Regions from separate parts of the Homo sapiens genome. Here region 1 is linked to region 2. Evidence: chromatin loops called from intact Hi-C (ENCODE). Cell type or tissue: A673. All regions are shown on one strand. Each heading gives the region's core, and the rest is flanking DNA. Links, peaks and the distances in the headings are about the cores only. Region 1 overlaps LOC101929485 (a long non-coding RNA gene). Region 2 overlaps LINC00882 (long intergenic non-protein coding RNA 882).

Region 1 (11,478 bases), core at 2,219-10,218, 500 kb before region 2:
TGGTCTTGAACTCCTGACCTCAAATGATCTTCCCGCCTCAGCCTCCCAAAATGCTGGGATTACAGGCATGAGCCACTGGGCCTGGCCCTCATTCCTATTCAAATAGAATATAGAAAAGCCTTTTATCTTTACTCAACAACTCCATACCTTATACCCAGCCATATTGTATTACTTACAGTCCAGTACACTTTATTTCATATCTTCATGCTTCTCACATTTCTCCTTCTGTTATCTTCTCTAACTGAACATCCCACCCTCTCATAGCCATCTCAAATTTTACATCTTTTAAAAAGGCTTCTTAGGCTGGGTGCGGTGGTTCATGCCTGTAATCCCAGCACTTTGAAAGACCAAGACAGGTGGATCACGAGGTCAGGAGATAGAGACCATCCTGGCTAACATGGTGAAACCCTGTCTCTACTAAAAATACAAAAAAATTAGCCAGGCGTGGTGGTGGGTGCCTGTAGTCCCAACTACTCAGGAGGCTGAGGCAGGAGAATGGCATGAACCCGGGAGGTGGAGATTGCAGTGAGCCAAGATTGCGCCACTGCACTCCAGCCTGGGAGACAGAGCGAGACTCCATCTCAAAAAAAAAAGTCTTCTTAGAAAGCCCCACATACTTCTAGCCTGTCTATAATAACACCTTGGTGATGATACTTTATATATATTTAACAAGAACTGTATGTAGAAGAACTAATATGTAGTTGCCCCTAATTTCAAATCCCAAATATAGTCATATATAAGTATACATATATTTATAAATATTTATAAAGGTCTTCTTAAATATCAATCTATCTATCTATCAATAATCACCCTAATGGAAACTCCATTAGGGCGATTATTGATATCTAATCATTTAATTTTTATAAAAATATAAGCTCCATAAGTGGAAGAATTATTCTTATAGAATAGTCATGACCATATACTACCATTTCACATTTCTATGCTTGTATTCCTATATTTTTAGTGTTTATGTCCCTGATGGCTACAATACTACCTGAGTTCAATAAAAGCCAAGCAAATCTATTAATTTTTACCAAGAAATGTAACTGACAGGCATTCCTGATAGATCATACTGGAAAGAAAAGCTTTCTTAAAACAATCAATATACATAATCTGTTGTTAATATTGACTTGAAGAAAAATCGAGTTAATAGGTCTTCAAGAGCATTATGATCAATCTGTCATGGTTTTTCAGTACTCCCTTTGCCAAAGCTGATTGCATCTTCCTTGGATTGTGTATGACATAGCCTGAGAGTTGTGCTCTTTTCTAAAACTCTTCTAGAATGTGATTTTCTTATTACTTATCATTGAACAATTCCTATCACTCAGTTCCCTACTTTTATAACTTGATACAATTTCCAAGGTTACAGCTGTTATTTGTAACCTATGAGGCTCCTTGTTTTCTATTATTTCCCAGAAAAGTATTTCACTCTCACCTGAGATGATAGAGACAGGGCCCCTACCCCTAATGGCAACTGTAGGAATTTATTATCAGGGATCAGAACCAGAAACTTTATTATCACTGTTCATAAGTGGATGTATTCTCAACAATAAGGGCTAATGTTTTGATAGTCAGATAAGAATTCTCAAAAGTGTGCATATGTGTGCAGTGCTGGATGGAAGATGAGTATGTGTTCAATTGCTTTTAATCACTTATTTGCATTAGTACCACAGGGCCACTAACACGGCCCATGTTTTGTACAGCATTCTTTTTCTGGGAGTCCTGCACACTTGTAATGTGAGGAATTTCAACATACAGCTAAAGAAAAATGCAAGAACAACTCATTCATATATCAAACTCATTGAAGTTACCCCTATTATTCCAAATCCTAAATACAGTCATTCAGGTGATATAAATTAGGAATTTCTACTGTACAAGTACATAATGTCCTCAGTCTACCCTGTCATATTTTAATTTACAGTCTTATTATGATTAAGAGTAACTATTAATGACATAACATCTCTTTGTCGTTGCTTTTTAAACCACAAAGTGCATATTCTCAGTAAACAAGAACTAAAACCTCCCTAGAGGTAACTCATTGTTTTCCTGGTGGTCTTGAGATTCACTGAATTCCTTGTAGCTCTGTGTTTGTCTTTGGAATAAGATCAGAAAAAATAAGCTCAGGTCCACTCTAGAGGAACCTGAAAGATCTCTTAGACTTCTAACAGGAGGAGAGTTTTAGTCTCTTTTTCTCCCCCCTTCACTAAAACCGTATCCTTTTTGTACAACTGTCACTCAGTAGTAAGCTCAATTCTTTAGTATCATCTTCCCTCGTCAGGACCTCCTGGAGATACTCCAACGGAATGGAAAATATTTGAAGTTTCTTTAAAAGACTGGCTGGTCTATGTGTTGTCAGATTAATTTTCTAGGAAGCTGGAGGGTTCCCCTATGTAAATGAGAGTATGAATTTTGCATACCACAGGAAACTAAGAGAACATATTGGTTGTCTATCTTCTTACAGTCTTCTTCCTTTCTAATATAACCTAATTGTTTCAAATATGCTTTTCCTCCATGTACCTCATGAGGAACTGACCTCGTAACTACCTTAGCAGGAGTATCATGATTAGGTGACAGTCATGATCTAGATAGTTACCCGTGAATATGACAGATTTGGGGGAGAGGAGGGAGGGGATGTGTAATCATTAAGACGGGTCTTCATAAGGCTTCTAGGAAAGGTTTTCTAGTTCTTAAAAAAACACACTGAAAGAAGGGATTTCTTTTCTGCCTTTGGACACTGCTGCTTCTTGATGTGACCCAAGAACTGCTGCAGCAACCTGCATACAGGACAGGAAACCTGAGGGTGGCTGGACCCAGAAACAGAAAGAATCAGATCCTTCAGACCATTATTGAATTGTTGATCATACTGCTCCTGGAGTGGGCCTGTCTTCTTATTCCAACTTTCAGCTATGTAGGGAAAAAAAAATTCCCTTACTCAAAGTATTTTAAATCAGATTTAGAAACAATTTATTTCTGTCTCAGTGTCTTTGCTTACTTTTTGTTGTTGCTCACCACATGACTCAATGACAAAATCATTTTAATTTCTCATTGGTTCTAACGAGGCTTGCCAGAGAAAATACAGGACATTCCAGTAAACTTAAATTTCAGATCAACAATGAATCATTATTTTACAATAATTATGTTCCATGCAATGTTAGGGACATAGTAATACGAATAATTATTTGTCATCTATCTGAAATTCAAATTTAACTAGGATGTCCAAATTTAACTAGGATGAAACTCAATTTTAGAATATCCTATAATTTTGTCACATTTAGCAATCCTAGTTCTATTAGAACAATGTTGGGAAGAAGATTTTTAAAGTTACTTCTCAATAGCCAGTGGGGAGTAACATAAAATATTGTGCGTGATTTGATTAACAGGCATCTGACCTGATTCACAGGGCATTTGGGGATGAGAAAAAAAGAAACTAACTCAAATTTCTATTCAAAAACATAGATGTAATAGTCAAAATGCATATGTGCAAAAAAACAAATACACGATGCCCTGATGTATATTATGGAAATAAGCTAAAAAGGGGGGGAATTTCCTTTGACACCAATCTTGCATTACTGCTCCTAAAACATGCTTATGAAAGGCGTTGCAGTGGTCCCTCCTTATCCATAAGGAATATGTTCCAAGACTCACAGCCTTGGAAAGGGGTGCCTAAAACTACAGACACTACTGAACCCTATATATGCTATTTTTTCCCTATCCATACATATCCATGATAAAGTTCAATCTATAAATTAGGTACAGCAAGAGATTAACAGTAATAACTAATAATAAAATGGAACAATTAGAACAATATTCCTGCATCGCTACTCTTGAGCTTTGGAGCCATTACTAAGTAAAATAAGGCCTACTTAAACACAAGCATTGCTATACTGCAACAATTGATAGGTTAACCAACATAGTTACTAAGTGAGCTGATAACGAGGATAGCTACTAAGTGACTAAGGGGCAGGGTGTCGCATACGTGACTTGCATGCTCTGGACAAAGGGCTGATCCACATCCTGGGTAGAACCAAGCCAGATGGCGCAAGATTTCATCAAGCTATTCAGAATGGCTTGCAATTTAAAACTTATGAATTTTTATTTCTGGAACTTTTAATTTAATGTTTTTGAACAATTTGACCACAGGTAACTAAAAGTGCTAAATGCAAACCGCAGGTATTGGGGACTGTACTTATAAACTAACTCCTACTTTTTGTTATCAACCCAGGCTCACATCTGTTCAGATAGAGCTTTATATTGGAGATCTGCAGATATGTCATTTAGCCTCTGCATCAATTAAAAACAATTCATAATATTTAATGAAGAGAGATTAGGGAAAGAGTTAGCTAGTTTACTCTGTTGGTAAAAGTGCACGAGAATGTGATAAATAAAGTTCTGCATTTGAGGCCCAGAAAATATAAATAGAAAAAAAGAAATTTAAAAATGGGCATGTATTTTCTTATTTTTGTAAGTGTTTTTAAGGTTTTAAGCAATGTCTTTAACCTTACATTTTTAATGTCTAAAATGGGAAAACAACTTGTTACCGTATAATATTTTGTTGGTGGGTGTGAAAGCACTTCACAGATAATAAGTCCTAGTGAAATTATAAGTTAGCCTTATGAGTACCTCAGTTAAAATAGGTTCCATTAAAATCATCAAGTAAAGAACTCAAATTCTGGAAATACTGTCACCACTGCAAAGCACAAGTTGATTTCAACTTCTCTTTCGAAGAACCCATTTTACATCACGACTTCCCTCTAAAAAGGTCAATTTCTTTTGTGCAGATCGGATTATCAAATTATCCTGTGATGCAGATGCTCTCCATAGCAGGCAACTAGGTACTATGAACTCTGTAAATATTTTTCTAAAGAGCAAATGTGGACCTCTTTCTTCTATATTAATGACATTTATTTGAAAATTTTTTCTTAAATTTACAAATGAAGATTGTTCAACTTGTCATATTTGAAACTTTGACCTTCCAATTTGATTATGTTGACTTTCAGCATTTATCTGTAGAACTATAGATAAATTGGAATGCTTTATTAAAAAGCAATTCTCCTGCCACAGGGGAAATAAATGGAATAAGTTATTAAGTTCATTTTAAAACTTTGATTATTTTAGAACTAAAAATATACATTACCTACAGTAGCCTGTGGAAGCTAAACTGTTTTTGAGATCTCAGAGGTTTACAGGAAGAAATGTTTGTAAATTGTTAATCAGGATAAACACATTTCAATCAAACACATAGAAATTATAATTGTTCTTTAAAACTCTCACTTTCAAGATATTGCCAGAGTAAATGATTATCTTCTAATTATACAATTGTTCTTGCAACATTTCAGTTCCAATCAACATTGTTATGGTACAAAGATACAGAACAAAATGAAATATCTTTACTAACATAAAATAATCTATAATATTACAACTACACCTGCATTATTTCTAGGACCTTTGCCTCTTTTTGCACAAAAGAGAAAAGTTGATTAATTTCAACACTTTTTGAATTGAAATGTGTTTTCCTAATAGTACAATGGTGTTGTTTGGTGAGAAATGCTAATGCAAACTTAAAATATATTTGTGAGCACAGAAAAACTCAATAGCAACTTTTTATTTTATTCTATTTTATTTTATTTATGGCAGAAGGAAGGAAAGATAAGTTCGAAGAAGATATTTCTAGACATTAATACATACAAAAATAAAATTAAAAGTTCTCTAATTCATGTTAAAACAATTTGTTGGGGAAAAAAGAATTTTAAAGTGTGTGACAATGTCACCATAAAATCTTCAATTTAAAGGCTTAGATATGTCAAAAAGCTTTTTGATAGTTGGAAATACTTTTTTTTTTTAATTTTTTTGAGACAGAGTCTCGTTCTGTCACCCAGGCTGGAGTGCAGTGACGTGATCTCGGATCACTGCAACCTCCTCCTCCCAGGTTCCAGCAATTCTCTGCCTCAGCCTCCCGAGTAGTTGGGGCCTGCCACCACGCCCGGCTAATTTTTTGTATTTTTAGTAGAAACGAGGTTTCACCATCTTGACCAGGCTGGTCTTGAATTCCTGACCTCATGATCCACCTGCCTCGGCCTCCCAAAGTGCTGGGATTATAGGCAAGAGCCACCACGCCCGGCCTTGGAAATGCTTTTAAAAAAAGAAATAGAAAAGAAAATCCATAGGCCATAGAAAAAGAAATTATTGGTTTTGTAAGTATGCGGTTGTAAGGAATGTCCTTCTTGAAGAAAAGGTTTTTTACTGAGGATGGAGATAGATATGTATATATCTCATAATTCTCAGTGTTGAGAGAGATAGAGAAGAAAGAGAAGGAAGGAAGGAAGGAAGGAAGGAAGGAAGGAAGGAAGGAAGGAAGGAAGGAAAGAAGGAAGGAAGGAAGGAAGGGACATTTAGCTAATCAGAAGTAGAGTAGGCAATTTAATCATTGACCACAGTGATGCTAGTGATTGGTGTGAGGTTACTGTAGCCAAGGTGGTCAACTTATATGTCTAAGTGGGACAATCCCTAAAAGCAGTCAATAAGGTTCTACAGAAGTGTGATTCTCAGATTATTAGATCTCACCAAGTGAGATTCTTTGACATCCCAGTAGCAATTCTATGTCATTGCATTCATATTGCATTGCATTGACATTGCCTTCATATTGCATTTTATGACATCCCAGTAGCAATAAGCAATAAAACTAGACCTTAGTTCCTAATATCACAATTTATTAAAATAATTTAGGGTTGCTTGGAGAAATTGTTGACTCTCTGGCCAGGTAAGAGAAAATGCAAAATAAGCTTGAATAATCTTCTTATTTAAGAAAGTAATATAGTATTCAAAACATGATAAGGGCATGTCCAAAGGATATGGGAGTCTGCTTGGAGGATTCCAATGGCCAAATATAAGAAAAATAAGCAATAAAATAAAATAAATAATAAAAGCATATAATCTATAAAATGACAACAACAAAAAGGATTCACCAGTTTATGCTGAATGAATAAATGGTGTTGAAAGAAAATGGCATGCTCACAATAGAATGCCAACTAATAAGTGTAGAAAGGAGGATGTCTATAGAAAAATTATCACCCTGTAGTAATTTTTGATCTAAGCAAGGATCATCATGAAATATAAAACTAGCATGTGAAGGTTTTGAGTAATAGAATATTTATGTAGTCTCCAGGTATCTCTCTGAAAATTATTAATCACAAGGGAAATAAGGTAACATTTTAGTAAAGAAACCTTGAATACACCACCTTAACCATTTATTAAGTTAATATAATGGGTCAAGAAGACCTCGTATGGCTCCTGATAACCTGCTCTGAGAAGGAGGAAACATCAGTTCCATAAGATTCCTGTCTAAAAGGCATCGTCTGAGCCTAACTCAGGCCTATGTTGTATGAAGAAACATCACACAAACCTCAATTGAGGAATATTCTGCCAAAGAATTGTCCTGTACTACTCAAAAAAATCACGGTCATGAAGACAAAGGGGAATTAAAGAAGTGTTCCAGATTAAAGTGGACTAAAGAGGCCAGGCATGGTGGCTCATGCCTGTAATCCCAGCACTTTGGGAGGCTGTGGGGGCGGATCATGAAGTCATGAGTCCAAGACCAGCCTGGTCAGATGGTGAAGCCCCGTCTCTACTAAAAACTACAAAAAATTAGCCAGGCGTGGTGGCCGGTGCCTGTAATCCCAGCTACTCCAGAGGCTGAGGCAGGAGAATCGCTTGAACCCAGGTGGCAGAGGTTGTGGTAGACCGAGATTGCGCCACTGCTCTTCATCCATGGAGTGAGACTCCATCTCAAAAAAAAATTGACTAAAGAGACATGACACCTGAATGCAACGCCTTAGACTGGATTGGATCTTGGACTTGGAAGAAATAACTGTAAAGAACATTATTGAGATAATTAACAAATTTGATTATAGATTACAAGTAAGACAAATATTTTATGTGTGTAAAATTTTCTGATTTTAATAATTGTACTGTGATTATTGTCTTGCTCTATTTGGTGCTGCTATAACAGAATACCTAAGACTGGGTAATTTATAATCAACAGAAATTTATTGGCTCACAGTTCTAGAGCCTGGGAAGTCCAAGATCAAGTCACAAGCATCTGGTGAGGGCCTTCTTGAGTGCAAGAGAGTGAACCCACACAGGACTGGGTTCACTCTCTTGCACTCTTGCTGATCCTCACAAGGAAGAAGGAAGATCAGCAAGGGTGCAAGACAGTGAACCCAGTTCTATGCGCCCTTTCTATAATGGTATTCATCTATTCATAAAAGCAGAGTCCTCAAGACCTAAACACCTCTCATTAGATTCTACCTCCCAATACGGTCTCATTGGGGATTAAATTTTCAACATATGAATTCCAAAGGACCAATTCAACCCAAAGCATTCTGCCTCTGACCCATCAAATTTATTTCCTTCTAACATGCAAAATGCATTTATTTTAAAAGGTAGAAATAGGCAAAAAGAAAGTAGTAACAGGTCCCAAGCAAGTTCATAACACAACAGAGTGAAGAACACTGAATTCTAAGGTATGAAAATAATCTTTGTCGCCATGTTCCACCATCCAAACACTGGGAAAGGAGTTGGGCCCTAAGGCCTCAATAATCCCTGAAAACTACTGTTTTCTACTACTGTTAGAATGATACAGCAATTATTACCAGTACCCTACTCATGGTTCCAGCCCCTGTGACTTTTCTGGGCTCAGCCCACACAGCAACTGTCACAGGTTGGACTCATGCCTGCAGCTCTCCCAGGCTGGTATTGCACCCTTGTGGCTCTGCAGTTCTGGGGTCTTGAAGGTGGCTCCATTCACATGGATTCATTAAACATTGCCCTGTCAGGGACTCTCTGGGGTGACTCTGCCCCCGTGGCCAATCTCTACAGCATTCATTAAATCTAGATGGAGAAAATCATGTCTCCAATTGCCATGTATCCTGCATGATTATAAAACTAGCATCACATGAATGCCACTAAGGTTTATGGCTTATACCTCTAAAGTAGTGGCTGGAGACACACTTGGGCCTGCTTGAAACACAGCTGGGGTGGCTGAGAAGTGCAGCATCAAAATGAGGGAAGAAGAGGCCTAAGGTGGCTTTGGACAGTGAGCACTGAGGTCCCATGGGCACCAAGGATCTCTCCCTCAAAATCTCTCTGCCCTCAAGGCCCTGGCATTCTGGGCCTGTAATCAGAGTGGAGACTTGCCACTCTGAAATGCCTGCAGGGTCACTCCCCATTTCCTTGATGAATGGCTCCTGGCTTCCTTCTATCTACACTAGTCTTCTTATCAAACAGTCCTTTGGCCACACCCCTGTTTTTTTTTTTTTTTTTTCTCCTAAACAGGTCATTTATTCTTACATGGCCAGGTTGGGGATTTTCCAAATCTCTTCATTCTTCTACTCTTTTGATTGTAAATTTTAAGTCATTTCTCTCTTCTTGCATTTTACTATATATAGTAAAGAGAAGAGACAAAACTCCCTCAATGCTTTGCAGCTTACAGATTGCTTCTGGCAGATATCCTAGTTCATAGCTCTTAAATTCTGCCTTCCATAAAGCCCTAGGGCACGGATACAATTCAGCCAAGTTCTTTGCCACTTTAGAACAAGTGAAAAACTTGTTCTAACAAATTTAGAAATGCCATTGCCTTTCCTCCAGTTTCCAGTATCTTATTCCACATTTCCCTCTGAGACTTCCTCAGTATGGCCTTTACTTTCTGTATTTCTACTAACATTCTGTTCATGACTATAAACAGCTTTTATCTTCTTTTCATCTCTCACTAGCATTGCCCTTAATGTTCAGTTCACAGAAATTAGGACTTTTAAAGCCTGGTGCTTCAAATTCTTTCAGCTTCTACCCATTACCAACTTCTAAAACTGCTTTCACATTTTCAGGTATTTGTCAGCAATGCCCCACTCCTGGTACCAATTTCCTTTATAGCTCATTTTGTGCTGCTATAACAAAATACCAAATATTGGGTAATTTATAATGAACATAAATTTATTGACTCATGTTTCTGGAGGCTGGGAAGTCCAAAATCATAGCACTGACGTCTTGTGTCTGCAGAGGGTCTTCTTTCTGTGTCTTTACATGAAGGAAGGTACAAAGAAAAGAAGAAATAAATGTTGTGTCCTTACATGGCAAAAGAGTGAAAGAGAGTGAATTCACTCCCAAAAGCCTTTTATTATAGCAGCATTAATCTATTCGTGAGGGCAAAGTCCTCACAATCTAAAAACTTCCCATTAGGTCTGACCTTTCAATACTGTTGCATTCAGGATTAAGTTTCAAAATGAGTTTTGGGGGGGACAAAAACATTCAAACCATAGCAAGTATGAAAGAATGTTATTTTTCTTAAAAAGGAGACAATGAATTACTTAGGGTAAAGTGGCATTATCTGACATTTACTCTCATATAATTCAAGGGAAAAATACAACCAGACCAGGAGAGGGAGAGAATTATGCAACAAATGAAAACAATGTTAATTCATAAATCTGAGTAAAGAGTAAATGTAAATTCTTTACAGCATATTCAGACTTTTTAAAATAAGTATTAAATTAAATCAAAATTTAAATTTACCAAAATTCATTTTCTATCTGTCTCAATGCATGCTGGCTTCATGGATGTATAACCTACATTGTCACGCAGGCCTCATGTGCAGAAACTCCTCACACTTGACTTAATGCTGTCCTGTTGCTGTCTTAAAATTCTTAATAATCTTACCTTTGAATTGTATTTTGTAAGCCAAGTCACATAGAACAATGGAGCAAAGAAGATAAGCACAATATGTACACATTGTGCCCCGCTGCCATATATGCATATAGTGTTCATGGTGTCCTGAGAGTGCCTAATTCCAGTGGAACCACCATAAAAGCAAGTACAAGTAAGTGAGCTACTTCTTCAATGGAGTAATTATGCTAACAACCCAGAGATTCCATGCTTTCCTTTTGAACAGGGCTTGGTTCAAATACAGGAAAAAGGCGATGGCATTCTAAGAAACAGAAATGATCAAGGAACCCTGTTATATTTCTCTTATTTATGATATTCCTGTACTAACCAAACACCAAAGCTGAAAATAATGCCATAGAAGGAAAAGGAAAGACAGGGAGCTCATTGATCCTTTTTTTCAGTCCTTTCTTACTCAGCAAGACAAAGGTAAAGCATGTTAATAGACACTGCACACTTCAAGGAGCTAAAAACATTGGAGTCAGTTTTGTGCGGTATTTCCACTGTTCCAGTAAGAACAAAATAAATATGTGATATAAGCTACTAAATATGAATTGTGTAATTTTGGCTATTCTGGATATGAGTTAAATGTTCTTACTTTCGCATTTAAAACTTTCATTGTACACTACAAATATAAACAATAAACGCTACGCTAAAATTTAAAAGGCTAATTTTTCTTAATTTAGAAAAACATTAAATAGCAAATATAACCTCTGGAAAGTCAAGAAAGAAACTGCAGCAGCAGAAAAAACACTTTACATTGTAATACCT
Region 2 (11,478 bases), core at 2,247-10,246:
GAATAATCTTTATTTGCAAATTTATTGCTCTATCTCTGATTATTTTCTTTCAATTTCTACATTAGTATATTTAACTTGTAAGATTTTCTAAAAACCAAACATTGCTGAAGAAAAACAAAATGCAAATGGATGTAACATATTCTTTGGAAGACTATATAACTTGTTTTCTATCAACTCAATAAATTTCCAACTGAAAAATAACTATCTCAAAATTAATTTCATTTCATGGGATAAAAGACATGCTCAATTTAATAAGATGTTTGTTCAAGCAAGATGATGACTTTATATGCCACTAATTTAAATTAGGATAAACTTTATGCAACAAAACATTGCAACTGGTATTTCTGTCTGGCATCCTAGACGATGAGATATTTTGTCAATTTATTTGGAGAAAGGGTCAGGTCAAGATAGCATTTCTCGTAAGACTGAATACTTAGTTTCTTATGCATTTATGGTATTATGCTAGCTGATAGCAGATTAAAAACTAAGCTTATAAAGTCCGCAGTTGCAAGCCTGTGTCAGCAAGCAGGCTCTAGAATCCATCTGTAACTGTGCTTCTTCTCACCCATAGATCCTCCTGCTGATCTCCATCCAGATACAACAGAAATTTGTGATCCTATCTGCCATGTGACATCTCAGCCACAGCCCCAGTCTAAAAAGGGAAAGAAAAGACTAATTTGCAGGCATTGCTTAGAAGAAAATGTTTTAAAAGCTTGTCAGAATTTAAATTATGTATTCTTTGAATAATGCCAAAGTCCATAATGCAACTATAAAAATAACCATTTATCCAGAAAAAATTTTAAGTTATGTCATATGTAACCTAAAGAATACTAATTTAATTTAAATGTTCGTGAATACAGGATAAAGACGATAATGCTGATGTAGTTGTTTGTCAGTTTGTGCTAAAATACAATTACAAAAAGAAAATAACTAAATATAATCTCTGTGAAAAATAGTTCATTGTCTTCCAAGCTCTGTGAAGACAAAGGCACCTCTACTAATTTCAAAGAGGTTTTAGATTTGGTCATAAATTAGTATGAACAGAATTTTCTATTTCATTACATTATGTTTGGCAATGTGCCAAAATAATCTAGACTGAGAGATTTCACTATAAATCAGGACAGGACACCAAAAACAGAAATAGCTCACTCAAATATACATACATTAAAATACATCAATTTTCCACCAAATATTTATTGAGAACCTACTATGTGTGCCTAACAATATGGTTGACATTAAGGTTCCAGGGAGCTTAAATATATTGTAACAGTAAATTATTTCACTATGAATATCATAAATTTGAGCACTGTAGCTTGCAGTGATACATCTGTCTAATTGGATCAGTTTTAGATGAATAGCTTTCAGATAACTTTATTTTTATGTGTGTTTTAAAATTTTTTATTTAATTGACAAATAATAATTGTACATATTCATGGGATACAAAACGATATCTTGATACATACAAGGTACAGTGATCAGAAGACTTAAATAAGCATTCTTCAGTAATTTACTAGGAAACTTAATTCAGATTATGGCCTTAATGACTACTGAAGTTATGTTTTAGAACATCTAATCTCAGCACCTTTGTCCACCTGAGGAAACTTCCAACTATTTCAAGTCTTTGACCATGATTATGGTCAAGGAGAATTTCAAGGGGATAAATGTAAAACAAAACAAAAGGGGACTTTTGATACCATTTTTAAAAATGAACTTATCAGAAGCAATTTGTAATTTGTGAAGGCAGTGGCTAAGTTTATTTAGAGACTACAAAGCAGATTAAGCAAAATTTTCCTTTTTGCAAAAATCAGGATTTTTCATTACCTGGCTTATAGTCACACATCACCAGAGTGTGGTACAGTACACAGAATATAGCAAAGAAGAAAACAAAGATGTGGCCCTTACTCTGAAGAAGTTTTCAATCTATTAAGACAGATGAAGTTGTAGAAAGGGCACAAGCTTGGAAAAGTAGCCAAAGAAGGGTCATTCAACTTTAAAGAATGGATAATATTCGCAGAGGCAAAAAGAGAAAGCTGAGAACAACCAGGTAAGAGAAATAGCATGAGAAGTATTTTAGGATGATGATGAACAAGGCAAGTTCAGGGATGCTGAGGGGACCAATCTGACTTAATATGGGTGTGAGGGGTGAGGGCGAGGAGGGGGCACATTTGTCAAGAGATTCCTTCATTCTGGAAGGAAAAGAGGCAGAAGGGAGTAAATGAGAATTTACGGCATGTTTGAATATATATGTGTGGGAGTGGATATACGGATGGGTAATCTGAACTTAAGGCTCCTACTCCACAGACTGTCACATGAATAATGATATCCTCAATGGTATTTCAAAGCACAATATTCAAGCTCCTACTGTCATGCAATATTTTTTCCACAAAATTTGTTGAGCCACCTGAATGTTTATTAAATACTGACATGGACAAGCTTATAACCAAACTAAACAAGTCCAGTATCTTCCTTCCAGACAGCCCGCCCCATACTACCATTCTGTAATATCCCAGAATCCTAGCATCTAAGACCAACAGTCTGTGCCTCTTATCTCTGGAGACAGAATTCAGATGTCTTATTTAAAGCTAGAAGGTGTCACAGTCCCTATCAGAAACCTGTTCATCCTATTGAGGGGCTGTCCACTGTCAGTACTACCAAAACTTGAAGTATCAGTTCACAACTGAAATCTGGACTTACCAATAATGTCATCTTTTCATCACTCTGCCCCTCATCCCATCAAAAACCTCCACCATGCAGTCAGGAGACCACCCCTCTGCCTCTATCCCAGAGCTATACTGAAACAAGGGTGTCAAATTGCACTAGAATTTTTAGGGTTTACTTAAATAGCTTCTTCTCAGGCTTCAAGCCTGCCAGTTACTTGCCTGGGTTGGGGCAGATTTTATTGACTGTCAGTTTATAAACTTCAACCCACTCTACACCTCTGACCACTGGATGAGGCACAGGGCAATCCCACTCCTCAACTGTTATTTTTAACTACATTGTAACTTCAGAAGATTTGTTGACTTCCCTGAAACCAGGAATTGCCCACAATCCCATGTCTACTCTGGCAGTATCAACAATATTTAATTTCAGAGATAAGAGTTTACAGTTTTGATTTTTCCTCTCCACTTCTTCATAGCCACCAAAGGGACCTGAGCTCCTCGTGGAAAGTTACCCACTCTTTTCCACGTGCCCTTCAGTACCACATCTCAACACTTTCATTTTTAAAAACTAAATTCCACCGGGTGCGGTGACTCACACCTGTAATCCCAGCACTTTGGGAGGCCGAGGCAGGCGGATCACGAGGTCAGGAGATCAAGACCATCCTGGCTAACACGGTGGAACTCCATCTCTATGAAAAATAAAAAAAAATTAGCTGGGCGTGGTGGTGGGCGCAGGAGAATCGCTTGAACCCAGGAGGCAGAGGTTGCAGTGGGCCAAGACCGCGCCACTGCACTCCAGCCTGGGTGACAGTGCGAGACTCCATCTCAAAAAATAATAATAATAATTAAATTAAATTCCACATTCCCAGATACTTGTCATAGATTAGGAAGAGATCATTTCAACTAGTACCTAGAAAGGAAGAGAAAAGAGAGACAGGCACAGAGACTATTGAAGTCTTAGACTATTATTACATTGGTTCTCTTCTACCATGTTAACTGTGTTTCAACAAGTAGGTTTAAGGCTAAATGCAGCTAATTTAGTGATTATAAAAATAATCTACAATTGACTGGAGCAATAACATGGTGAATAAAAACATTTATTGTAGCTTCATTAAAAACTGGCATTTATCTCTCAAGTTTTTCCAAATGGTGTTTGAATAGAAATGATATATTTTTAAGTAATTTATTCCTCAAGTTTAATATGTGGATTTTTATGATGATAAAGCATTATAAAATGTTAAGTAGTTATTTGCTAATCTTCTCAGGGCTGTCACATGAATAATGGTATCCTCAATGGCATTTCAAAGCACAATATTCAAGCTCCTACTGTCATTCAATAATGTCACTTCTCAGGCTGTGACAAATTAAGAAATATGATGCAAATATGTTTTCCAAGATTAAAACAAAAGAATGCAATTGAAAGAGTGTAGGAAAATTGGCATGTCTTCATGTCTTAAACAGAATCATAATACTGTCTGCTCAAAATCCAAAATAAAGATAAAAATGGAAATTTAGAATGGTACACTAAGATATTCAATATAAGTTGAATGTAACAGCCTACAAGTCACCAAGACTTCACCAATTCTACGACATCTAAACATCTAAGCTTAATATCAAAATAGCAAGTGACTTAATATTCAGAAAGGAACAGGCACATTTAGGCCACTTTAGTCCCTTCAGTACAAACTGAATACAGCTGTGGATAAAGAGTCTCAATTGTTTCCAGTTTCTGAGAACACATTAGGCCACTTAATATAACATCCTGGTATATTATTTGCTTTTTTTATTAGCCAAACAAGATAGACTGATTGATTGAGTCACTCACAGGTATTCATTCCTTCAACAAATATTTATTAAAGGATTATCATGTCAGACACCAGGCTAGAGGATTTTCCCACATCACTTAATTGAAATTCAACAAGTATTCTGTTATAATGAGGATTCAATGAGTTAATATTTGTACAGTGTTTAAAACAGTGTGTGGCACATAGTAAGTGCTATATGAATGTTTGTTAAATAAATTATGTTGAAGAGTCGGTTGTAATATGATCTTTGTACAAGATTTTGATTGTTCTATTTCTTGTCTCTTAAAAGTTTCTTTCTTTTTTTTTTTTTTTTTTTTTTGGAGACGAAGTCTCGTTCTGTTGCCCAGGTTGGAGTGCAGTGGCACAATCTCAGCTCACTGCAAGCTCCGCCTCCCAGGTTCACTCAATTCTCCTGCCTCGGCCTCCTGAGTAGCTGGTACCACAGGCGCCCGCCACCACGCCCGGTTAATTTGCGTGTGTGTGTGTGTGTGTGTGTGTTTAGTAGAGATGGGGTATCCCTGTGTTAGCCAGCATGGTCTTGCTCTCCTGACCTCGTGATCCGCCCGCCTTGGCCCCCCAAAGTGCTCGGATTACAGGCGCGAGCCACCGCGCCCTGCCAAAGGTTTCTATAGGCATAAAAGAACAGCAGGGTCCTAAGATACCAGCCAGGAAGCCAGGCACAGGAAACAACTAAGTCAATATATGCCCATATAAAAATCACCTGATGGTAAATTTCTCTGGAAAAATTCTATAGGACTGACATAATAGTTTTTATATCACTTTTAAAATTTTTTTTATTTTTTTTGAGACAGAGTCTAGTAATCTCACCCAGGCTGGAATGCAGTAGTATGATCTTGGCTCACTGCAACCTCCACCTCCTGGGTTCAAGCAGTTCTGGTGCCTCAGCCTCCCAAGTAGCTGGGATTACAGACGCACACAACCGCGCCCGGCTAATTTTTTGTATTTTAGTAGAGACTGGGTTTCACCATTTTGCCCAGGCTGGTCTTGAACTCCTGAGCTCAGACAATCCACCCACCTCGGCCTCCCAAAGTGCTAGAATTCCAGGCATGAGCCACCCTGCCTGACCTAAAATATTTATTTAGCATGTACTTATGAAGTAGTATACACCAGGTTCTATTCTAACTGCTTTACATATAATAACTCATCTAATTCTCAGGCTAACTCTATGATACTAGCATTACTCCACTTTATGGATGAGGAAACTGAGGCACACAGAAGCTCACTAACTTGCCAAAGTCATATAGATAATAAGTGGTAGGGCCTACATTCCTACCCAAGTACCCAAGTAGTCTGGCTCCGGAGCTCAAGTTCGTAAACACTAAGTGAACATGTCGGCATATGAAGGGGTCAGCATTTATAAGAACCCTCACAGCCTCTGTCTCCCTGAGTCAGCATTGTTCTGTGTGCATCAACTGACTTGTCGTGTAACCCCATGATCACAGATTTTACTTTATGAAAAGAGATGGTCAAAGGACACTTTTGAAATATTCCTAAACCATACAAAAAGTCTAAAAGGAAAACTGAGGTGACAGATTATAGTTCAGGACTTAAATCAGTTTCAAATTTGACATGATCATAATTAATCACTTTTGTGTTCACACGTATTTTGCAAGAAGACTTAGAATCCATCATGTACTGACAAAGAATGAAGTAAGCGTACCTAGACCCTCCTCAATTGAATAGAGGACATTCCAACTCCTTTGCCCTGGCCCCTGCCCACTGCCCTAAATTAATTCACTATAAATAAGGACATCTAAGCAAACTACAGATCACAAGGAGTAGTAACTACCAACAAACATGAAACACTACTTTTCCATACTAGATAAATTGCAACAATTGTGGTAGAATAGCTTTGAAAGTTGTATTGAATTTAGAAATCTGGCTTTAGGAAGTACAGCAGAGGAAGCCAACTTTTCTGAAATAGCCAATAATGCAGAAACACTTTAAATGGTATTGAATGCTCCCCAGTTTCCTGAGGACCAAATAGATATTTCAGCAATTTATCAAGAACAATTAATCCTAGAAAATTGCCAATAATTCCTCTGTCTCAGAAAGAACGACCCATCTGCATTCTCGCCTTCCAAGAGCATGGCAGAGTTTGTTTCTCAGTTCTTCCCACAATTCAACTCTGATAAGTGAAATAAGGAAGGAGCTAAAAAGCGTGAAGAAATTTTTCTAAAATGTTTACAACCACAGAACCTGCCAACTGCTGCTTCCCCATTAGCTGAGTATGTTTTGGGCCACTGAAGCTCGGGTGTCAGCTCCTGGCTTGACGACGATTCCGTAAACAAAGAGACTTCAATATGTTTTATGCCCAAAATGCTCAAAACAGACACAGAGGCTCACAGGCCTGATGCCTGAGCCTCCCGCAAATGCTCAGCCAAACCACTCTATCAATCACGATTATTTGGTGCCCCCCTCTGGCCTTACTGCAGCAATTTCATTTAGCTTTCCTAAGAAACTGAAAAGAATTCTGAACGAAAGTCCAGGGTGCAATCACAAAAATCTGCCTGCAAGAGAAACCTAGTTTTGTCTGCACTTATAATAATTACTCCAATTCTCAATGGCAGAGGAAAATTTGGCAGGGCTGACTGCATGTTAAAAGCATGGTGATAAGAATGTTATATCACCATAACGTTCTTAAGGTGATATAATTTTGCTTTATGTATTTTTAAACATCCCCCAAGGAGATAGAGAGCTCTATCAGTTCCTCACAGTTAAGATAACTAGGCTACCTGGGCTCTGCTCAGAAGAATAAGTCAATTTACTCTGGAGAAATAATTCTGTGAAACTCAGACAGAGTTAGAACATCATGCAGTTGAAAACTGTATCAAAAACTCAGGCTAAACAATATTACTTATTAAGGTCATATAATACATATACGAGTTATTCACTAGCTCTTACCCAAGTTCCCTGGGTAAGCAAACTACAGAGACAAGAGTTTGTGTCCAGTTCCAGAGAGCTTCCAGGCTCCCAAAATGAATTTTGTCTCCAAATCCAAGGCCTCCTTCACTGTGCGCTTCCCCCTCACTGGCTCCCCCGACCCCCTACCCCCAACCCCCACCGGGACTGAGGTGACCATGCTCCTTCTGTTGGGTCAACATTGTCTGATCTGTTTTGGGGACAGCACATACAAGACTTTCCAGCCATGTTATGAAAGGGCTAGGCAAGGGGACGAGGCACCTCACACCCACATTACTGAGAGCGAGTGGAGTAGTACAAGTGGCAGAGATAGGCCCTATGGGGTTTCCAGAGCAGCTCTGAGGGTGCTAGATCCTAACAGGGCAAGATGACAAGGGGAAGTCAAGCTGTGAAGGCAAGAGGGAGAGGAGCCAAGGAGGTTCCTGTGGGTCAGAGGAAAGTGACTGTGGAGGAAGTCTTTGTCCAGGGCTTTGGGTGTTGGCGTCAGCTCCTCACGCAGCAGGTATAAGACAGACGGAAGGCACATAGGAACATTCGTAACTCTTCTAACTCTTCTAACATCCCTAACTCTTCCTTTCTTGCCCCTTTCTTCAGAGTTTGGAAACTCAGAGACCTCCAGGATTGGAACATGCAACTGATTCTTATTTGAAAGTGGTGAAAAACAAAACTGAAAAAGTCGGTGAGGAAAAAAGATCAACTAAAATTCAGCTTTGGGATAAGGACGAATTTAGCACCTTTTCTGGAAATCTCTGAAGCAATTACATTTGTACCCAGTAAATATTCTCATTTGGAAAAAAAAAACTGCTCAAGAAAGAGAGTAATAAAAATAACCACAATGAGGGCTCTCATTAATACTGGATCTTATGGAAACCAATTGTTCAGTCCCTCAACAAAAGACCAGATGGGCAGGAAGCTAAATATACACCATGCACTAAACATTATGAGTATCATAGTTTACAAGTCAAAGGGGGCTCTATTGAAGATAGTTCTATTTTCCCTCTATATTATCTGCTAGACAATACCTGATAACATTATCCAAGTAAATGACAACTTGATAAATAGTAATTTCCAATGGTGAACAGAGGTGACATTTCCTCATTACAAAAATATTTTCTTTGGCAGATGAGATTAACTGAATAAGAAATCCACTGACACTGAAATCACAGAGCCAAATTCCCTATCACAGCACTTATCACATTGCGTTAGGGTTGTTTGTTAAATATCTTTACTTACTTTCCTATACGCTATAATATTTGCTTTTTTCTCCCCAGTGCTTTACAAGGGGCTTGACATACAACAGGCACTCAAATAATGTTTTTTTTTTAAATTTCAATTGAATGTCCCTTTTAAGGGCATTTGCTCACTGATTTAATAAGGGAACAGTAGCCTGAAAGTACAGGTTCTGATCTTTCACAGGTAGGTAAATTTTTTAAATGAATGAGGGTCTGATCTGAAAAATACTGAGGAATTTTACATCAAATGTTTTAGCGCTGTTTCATAAGAAGATAGGAATTCTGGCTCAAGTGGGTGGTTATCAGTTTCTAATCAGTGATCCCATTTTAGCACCCTCAAAGAGGAACAAAATAAATTACCTTCTATTTGTGAAATGAAAAAGTAAAAATGTAAAGCAATTTAAACTGAGAATACCTATATAAAGGAAAAAAATTGTGAGGCTCAATCTTAGGTTTTAAAAAGGATTTCAAAACAGCTTTCCAATACTTCTAAGACTCCCATGAAAAAGATGAGATTAGAATATGAAGTAACAATTTCCTCCAAAGTATACACATGAAAGTTGGCACAGAAACACCGTTTATTTGGGCAATGACTGAAACAGTTGGCCCATTTAATCAGACAAGTGGTTTGAGTTCATCTTGTTTCCACCTGCACAGAAGTACAGCACAACAGGACAGACAAGCCCCCAGCAGGGAGGTCGAAAGAATGCTTTACCCTATCTGATTCAGTGATCCTCTTCTGACGTTATGTCCATACTGAAGGGGATAATAATGCATCAGATGATTTCAGGTAACTTATCTCCTCCCCTCCTTCTTACCTAGCAAGTAACATAACTCACCTGTCTCACGTGCAGAGGAGAAGCACAGCCTTGAATCACAAGTAGGTCTGGGAGCAGCCCTAGCAATGCCTCTTGGGGCAAGCTTGTCCCATTCAATAAGCACATCTTTCCAAAAGACCAACAGCCCCTCAATGCAGAGACCAGAAATTCCAACAGCATTCTCCTATCTAAGACATATGCCTACAGGAGCACAGATATTTTTAGGAATAATAACAACTATAAAATCATGTTTGATTTGATTCTATTTTTTGGCTTCCTGCATACATATTTGGTATGATCCTTGTACCAAATCAACCATTGTACCATCTGTAGCAGAAAAAGACATATGCAAGACTGATGACTTCCTTATCCCACTGCCCTCCCTACGCTAAAATTAATAAGAAGAGAAGAAACGTTAAGTCATTAAAATTCTTCATGCAAGCACGGCCTCTCCCTGCTCCCCACTTCACACACTTTATCATCTGTGAATGACTATGGACTTACAAGTTTCCAATCTGACTTCCTCGGGAGATCCAATGAGTCTGTCTATATATGGCATGGAAGCTTGCCCCTCTCTTTAGACATTTTATGCAGTTCTGAGGATGCAACAAATCTCATTTGGGAGCTGCACACCATCACCCACATATTAAATTGTCACCCGGAGTAATAAAATTCACAAACTCCATTTCATTTTTTTATCACCATGTTGCCTGATAATATAAAAAGGTGTCATATACCTTTGATTTGTAGCTTGTGTGTTTGTGAAATAGCCCCTCCACAAACAACCTGATGAAGTCAAGGAAGCTGAATGACTTTTTTTTTTAATGCCCAAGTCTATTTCCCTGTAAATATTCATGTGCATAAACATAAAAGTGTTAAATGGTGTGAAATCTTGGTAATTGCACAAGTAGGAAAAAGTCATAGCATGATTGTTCTGAGTGAGGTAGAAATTTCTAGACTCACTGCCTGTATCAAAAGCAGTGACCCCAAATTACATAGGCACGTATGGCATTTCTAGACCTTCAAATTACTGACTAAGATATCAAAAAATGCCACATTGGTCATATATAATTGAAAAATGGCTATCTGCTCTTTCACAGCTTTCCTTAATTTAGGTGTCTTTTGTGATATGCAAAACATATTTATACCTGATCCATTTTAACAACCTGTTTCCTAATGAATATGTTTGTAGTTCATTTTGACAGACACTTGGCTAACAGTCATTCTTCTGCCACTCTTATGTGGGGGGAAGAGAATACCAATCAATCACAGATGCCATTTAGATTTCTAGTAATCATGTTTCCAGAAAAATAATAGAGATTTTGGTAGTCATGTGTGTTAAGATCATCGGCTATTCTCATCATTATTCATCAACTTGATTCTCTGTGGAGTGATTTTTAACAGTTGGAGGTGTCACAGACTCTTTCAAGGATATGATGAAATACCTAGGCTTCTCCCCTAAATAAAATAATCATAAACACTACTTTTTTTCTATAATGTAAGGGATTCACAGACTTACAAAGTTGATCAACCATGGATGATTTCAGGTTAACAATCTCTGCTCTAGGATTATGATTATAATTGTCTTTAAAACATCATTATGATGGCAGTGTGAAGAACAGGCTGGGCTAGGGGAAGACAGGCTGCACGGAATGTATTTGCCATTTTCATTACAGCCAGTGAGTGGTGAGGGTGATTTTACCAGAGTGCAGGCAATAGAAAGTAAAAAAAAAAAATAGGGAACAAAATCAACAAAACCTGGAGATTGAAAGGGGGTTTTATATCTATACAGAAAGAAAAGAAAAAGACCTCACTCCTTAGTCATGTCTGACATTTCAAAAAAAAAACATGAAGTAGAAAATCAGCTCTCCAAAGTTTTAAGGCTTTTATTGGTATATTTTTATTTTGCATGAAAATAACCCTTTGATAACTAGTAAATAAAGACTATCTGCACAGAATATGCTTTTAGTGATTAGATATATTTGCAAGTTGATTTTTTCTAGAATTTCTAAAGAAGGTT

What was found. Hi-C counts contacts between places; a loop is a spot of excess contacts. Peaks named below come from ENCODE experiments on the same cell type or tissue, not always from the same donor. Only the 100,000 strongest peaks of a DNase experiment are listed, where the experiment ranks them.
Region 1: it touches region 2 in a loop (10-fold over the local background); 7 of 110 quality-filtered maps call a loop at or near these places.

The regions. Positions count from the first base shown.
Region 1 is chr3:106,614,455-106,625,932 of GRCh38, forward strand. The region is part of intron 2 of LOC101929485 (a long non-coding RNA gene); the gene reads right to left. Among named protein-coding and RNA genes, the nearest start is that of LINC00882, 620 kb to the right of the region's middle. In A673, for the core only: no CTCF peak of the experiment used is centred there; a DNase peak (open chromatin) is centred at 6,357; H3K27ac peaks cover 4,173 bases.
Region 2 is chr3:107,111,495-107,122,972 of GRCh38, forward strand. LINC00882 (long intergenic non-protein coding RNA 882) reads right to left here. Exons shown (of 4, transcript NR_028303.1): 3 at 566-652. Among named protein-coding and RNA genes, the nearest start is that of LINC00882, 120 kb to the right of the region's middle. In A673, for the core only: a CTCF peak has its summit at 6,912 (motif pointing left); a DNase peak (open chromatin) is centred at 6,867; H3K27ac peaks cover 2,166 bases.